2 separate regions of the Mus musculus genome follow, and region 1 is linked to region 2. A link is a contact called in ENCODE Hi-C or POLR2A ChIA-PET data. All regions are on one chromosome and are shown on one strand. The core of a region is the stretch at or near the end of the contact, and the rest is flanking DNA. Distances in the headings are between cores, read along the strand shown. Region 1 holds the start of Rhbdf2 (rhomboid 5 homolog 2). Region 2 has its middle 13 kb from the start of Gm26730.

Region 1 (2,719 bases), core at 207-2,706, 300 kb before region 2:
GGTCTAGTTCGTTCCTCTGCCATTTCCTGCCTGCCGTAAGTTTCCACATCAAATCCCAAGTGAGGGGCTAACCCAGGCCCTAGGCATCTGTATCAGTGGCACCCCCTGCCCTTCTCCGGCCTGCTGTTCTTGTTCAGGAGCTGACAGGTCCGGCGAGTGCTCGTAGGTGGGAGCATGGGAGTGTTGGACAGGGTGTCATAAATGTAGGCCTTCGTACAGGGCTAGGTACGCGAACATGAAGAGTGGTACTCTACCAGGAAGTGGGTAAGAACATCACAAGATGGCACCACCCAGAGCCGAGTTAAGGGAGGGATATCTGGGTCCAGGAGGGAGATGAGGAGGCACAGCCCAGCTCCTATGGGCTCAAGGTGGCTAGAGACGTGGGCTAAGGAGGATAAAAGCCTGTGGCTTAAACTTGAGGGAGGGCCGGCCGTCACCACTACTAATAATAGCAAAGATAACAGCAGCTGCTAGTTAGAGCCAGGGGCCCCACAAATGCTCCCTGTTACTGCTACCACACAGAGAGGGGAAAGCTGAGACCGAGGAGGCTTAGGGGATTCATCTAAGACCACAGGAGCAGTCAATGGCAGATCAGGATTTGAACCCCCGGCTCTGTTAGCTGGAGTCATATATAGTTATTTCTCATTACAGCCAACAAAGCAAGTTACTTGGTCAGTATTGGCCAGGCTAGAGTATCCAAAGCCTGGGCCTGGGGGCTGTTCATGACACGGAGATGTGGAGGGCCTTCCTCTGCATCTATTGCCAGTTACTGTGAGAGCCAGCTTTCAGCCTTAGCAAGAAGCCTCTGTGTCCTTGGGTGCAGAGCAACATTCACAGTTTCCTAAGGGACAGTCCCAAGAACTAGCATATACCTCGGTTGCCTTTCCAACTGCTCTGTGTTTAGTCCTGGGGTGGTTAAGGGGACAAGACCCAACTTCCAGCAAGGACCCGGTCTGGCCTAGAAGGGATGCCAGGCCTGAGGAGAGATCATTCTAATGGACGAAGGAGAGACAGCAGCTAGAGAAGGCCAAGGCTTCCTAGACGATGTAGCTGCAGCGATCGATCGGGGATTCTGGAAAGGATGCAAGCCTAGTCGAGGCTCCTGGAGTCAAAGGAGCCTGAGGTCACACGAGAAAGAGAAGGGGAAATTGAGTGGTTTTTGCTTGGTTGTTATGGGGGTGTGTCCGTGTGAGCGCGTGTGTTGCTGGAGATCGAACCTAAGATCTGTGTGCTAGGCAAGTGTTTAAATGTGGCCATAAGTGGAGCAGCAGGAGCTACAAGCCCAGGCAGAAGCCGCGGGCCGACCACGCCCCCCGAAGCACCGCCCACACACCAAGAAGCCCCGCCTCAATGAGGCCCCGCCCACACCCAGTCCCCGCCCCTGCGCCCTCGCGCAGGTAGGGAAGAGGCGGAGCGCTGGCGCTCAGCCTTGTAGCCGCCGCCCCGCCGCTGCCCACTCTGCTCTCAGCCGCTTCCCGGGACGTGGGGCCTCCGAGAGGTGAGCACGGGGAATTGGGTGCGGCGGAGCTCGGGTCCGCTAGGCCGCGGGTGGCCAGGGATTCACGGGGCTGCCCCGTTCGGCCGCGGGGAAGGTCGGGGGCTGTGCGCCCCGCAGAGCGCCCTAGAGGCCGAGGCTGGACTCTGTGCCCGCGGGACCGCTGGATCCCTCCCGCAGATCCTTGGCCTCTGCTGGGACCAGGACGCCTAAAGGGGTTCCCCGGGGCACAGTCACCAGATGTCTGGGCGCGTGGTTTGCGCAAAAGTTTAAAAGCCCAGAGAGGAAGAGAGGGCACTGCCCAGTGTTGGAACATGCGACTCCGCCTCCAACCAGAAATCCCTTTTAGACCTTAAGACTATATTCCCCTGTCTCCCGGGTGAACTTCCAAAGTCCTCGGGCAGCGTTTTGTGCGTGGAGCTTCGCCGCCGTGGTAGTAACAGGTGCGGGGGTGGGGGATGGGGAAGGCTCACACCGCCAGAGTAGTCCGCGGCTCAGAAAGTGTACTCAGGAGTCCTGGCTTAAGGACCGAGGGGTTTGGAGAGTTGGGCCCCCAGCTGATGTTTCTGCATTGGATTGAAAGTTAGGGAGCGAAAGGTCTGTAGGGCCCAGGTCTCTACCACAACCCCAGGGCAGAAGGGAAGCCAGGTCCATACCTTGATTCAACTCCAGGAAACACCGAGCCGCGAGTCTGTAGGGCCGGGACATAGAGAGCGAAGGTGAGGTGTACCTGAGGGATTGCCTCATAGGTGGAGCGGTTGCTGTTTCTCAACCAGCTGCATTGGGGGTTCCAGTGTGGGTGACATCTTGTGGTGAAATACTGTCCCCAGCATCTATGTTGTGCTGTTGTGATTGTAGTCAGGGAGAAGAAAATGAAACTTGGTTTCAAGCAGTGGTTCTCAGCTTAGGGGTGCTTTTGCCCGCTAAGGATATTTGACAATCCCTGGAGACACTTGGCCATCACAGGTCTGCCCCACAGTACAGAATCTGGCCCCTCAAAAGTCAACATTGAGTGACCGTCCTATGACCACCAGCCCACTAGGGTACTTCTTGTGAATTTCTCTCCCTACCTAAGTTTCTCCAGGGGCTGGGAAGGGCCAGGACGAATCTCAGTGAGAGATAAAGAGATAGGTGGGCAGGCTTCGCCCTGGCTGGCCACTGGCCCTGTGGAGGAGAAGCTGGGAACAGTGGCTCTCTCGAAGCACAGGTCTGTAGTACTTTACC
Region 2 (2,767 bases), core at 217-2,716:
AGCAAAACCTGCAGACTGGTTGCCAAGGCAACAGGCACCCTATTCCCAACATCCACTTGGCTCACTTTCCACCTTTACCTGAGTTACGTCATTCTCGATATAAATAAGGAGAACTCCCCTCCCTCACACTCTCTCCCCCTCTTCTCTTTCTGCCGCCACCTTCTCTCTCTTCTCCCAATAAAACCTCGTCCACGTGGAACTGTCTTGGCCTAGCGTGCTGTTGAGATGCAACCCGCCATTCTAACACATCAGTGTGTGTGATGTCTTTCCAGGTCGGGTGTACACTGATGGCGGCTGCACACATCTTTCTTTGGCCTTTCTGTTCATTCATTCATTCCATCAGTCACTCGACGAGCCTCAGGCTGGAAGACTCTCCTGTGGGTGCGCAGGGCGCTCTTAAACACACTCAGTAAAACCGAGCCTTGGTCCTAGAACCCTTGCTTCAGGGTAGTTCTGGATCAAGGGACTAAGACCTCCCATTTCCCACCACAGAGGAAGGATCTGCAAGTGTTGTGCTGGGGAGGAAAAAGGCCTTCTCTGCACCCCCACCCCTATCCAGCAGCTCCGGAGACCCCAGCCTGAATGTGGTCTGCCTCTGCCCAGCCACCTCCAGTACCTGGGGCACTGGTGTGGACTCTTCACTTGTATCCCAGTCACAACGAAGCCACATTCTTCTTTATCTGTCTTGAGACAGGGTTTCTCTGTGTAGCCCTGGCTGTCCTGGAACTCACTCTGTAGACCAGGCTGGCCTCGAACTCAGAGATCCACCTGCCTCTGCCTCCTGAGTGCAGGGACTAAAGACATGCGGATCAGGTGAAACCACATTATCTTACCTCAGTCAGCTGCTCTAAAGTGCCTTAGCTTTCTTAGTCGATACCTGTTCTTACTCCTCTGGTGACAGAGCCATCTCTGCCTTACTTCTCACAGAATAGATATCTTCCTGGGACCCACCTTCCCACCCTTCAGAATCCAGGACACATCTGTGCCTCTCTGGTGGGCCATTCCCCTGTGGTGGTTTTTCCTTTAACCAGTCCCCACAGTCCTTGTCCCTCCTGTGACTGGCAGGACATAGATTTGCTGTGAATCCCAAATTCTCAAAAGGACTTTCTTTTCTGCAGTCTTAGCAGGGAAGGGGGATCTCTTCCTGTCTCTTCCCTCCCAGGCTTTCCCTAGTTTTCTCTCTACCTACACAGACAGGTTATTGAAAACCCCAGCGATGTTTGTGATCTTGCACAGGAACAAGGGCAAACGTCCCTATGCCTGGAGTCAGGGAGCCTCTGTCCTCATGTGTGGATTGAACCCCACGCTGCCAAACAATGCAAATCAGGATGCCCAGCATGTGAAAGCGCTGAGTCACATTCTGGGAACAGGAGCCCTGGGGACCATGCCCTTCAGCAGTGCGTGCTGCCGCGTTTGCGTTGCAGGAGTGCCCCGGGGGCTGCGCTGGGCTGCGGGAACATGCTTGTAGGTGCAACTGGGCTATGGAATCGCGCTGGGAGCTGCAATTGGGCTATGGGAGCACTCCGGGGACTGCAACTGGACTGCACCTGGGCTGAGGGAGCACGCCCAGGGCTGTGAGGGCGCCCCTGTCCAGGCCAGAGCTGATCTCCCCGCAGCACCAGCTGGACTAGGAGACTAGCGATCACGGGATTCGGGGCGCGCTGGGCACCCACTAAACTTCCGGGGCCAGACCGCAGGCCCCTGGTCCAAAAAGAACTGCCCCGGTTCCAGACGACGCCTGCACTTCCTCTCTCCCTAGCGGCGCGCGCCCCCTGGTGGACGCCGTCCTGCTCGCTGCTTCCCCACCGCGCTGGGCTCTAAGCTCCCCGCAGGAGAGTGGTGACCCCCTTCCCAGAGCCAGCCCAGGATAGGAGAATAGTGGAAAATGCCGTGGTCTGAAAAGATAACGGTGTGAGCTAGTGTGCATACGTGTGTGAGCATATGAAATGATACATGTGTAAATAAATAAGCGTTGTGTATGTGTGAGTGGATGTGGTATGGATGTGCACATAGTGTAAATGGGGCACTGGGTGGGTGGCTGATGTGTGATTAAGTGATCCATCGTGGAGGGCAGGGGCAGGGTGTATGTCTAGTGGCCTCCAGTGTCCAGGCACGGTTGGGTAACTCCTGAAAGCCTTTTTGTGATACTCTAGGGATTAAACCTAGGGCTTTGGAAGTTAGCCAGGCCACACTCTTCTTAACTTTGTTTTGTGTTCTGAAACAGGGTCTTACCACGAAGTCTTAGCTGGCCTGGAACTTCCTATGTAGACCAAGCCAGCACAGCGGGTAGCCAGCTTCTGCCTCCTGAGTGCTGGGGCTAATGGTGTTTGCCACCACACCTGGCTCTTTTTAACTTCTATATTTACATTTGTAAATTCTCTGAGAATTTCATTCATGAGTACTGTATTTACATCATTCCCACCATGCCCTTCCCCCTCTAGCTCCCCCCAGGGGTGAGACCTTAAGAACTTTCTCCCACTGATGAACCAACTGGTGTCACTGTGTTGGTCTTGTCTAGGTAGCCATATTGTTGAGATTTCTTGGGTGTAATTTCCCCTGCTGTGTCTACAAGACACTGTCTTGTTGGTCCTCGGGTTCTTACAACCGTTCCGTGAATCAGTCTCTCTCTCTCTCTTTCTCTCTCTCTGTGTGTGTGTGTGTGTGTGTGTGTGTGTAGGTTGCATTACAGCTTTACCAGGTTGAGTTGTGCACCCCACAGACTCTAATTCTCTGCATTCAGATAAAGTCAGCTTGACACCAGCTAGAG

The links. A loop is a pair of places that touch in the nucleus more often than their neighbours do. ChIA-PET counts read pairs that join two places held with the same protein, here RNA polymerase II (POLR2A).
Region 1: a map of left cerebral cortex shows a loop between it and region 2 (4-fold over the local background). The contact joins the promoter of Rhbdf2 here to the enhancer-like site in region 2. A Hi-C loop is called at or near these places in 1 of 37 maps with a recorded cell type or tissue (left cerebral cortex). POLR2A ChIA-PET finds 5 or more read pairs at or near these places in 1 of 5 experiments (embryonic stem cell).

The regions. Positions count from the first base shown.
Region 1 is chr11:116,622,957-116,625,675 of GRCm38, reverse strand. Rhbdf2 (rhomboid 5 homolog 2) reads left to right here and starts at 1,456. Exons shown (of 19, transcript NM_001167680.2): 1 at 1,456-1,498.
Region 2 is chr11:116,318,177-116,320,943 of GRCm38, reverse strand. No RefSeq gene overlaps it. Among named protein-coding and RNA genes, the nearest start is that of Gm26730, 13 kb to the right of the region's middle. Within about 2 kb of position 1,466, at least 2 of the 3 ENCODE cell types and tissues checked have a DNase peak (open chromatin) inside an H3K27ac peak, as active enhancers do.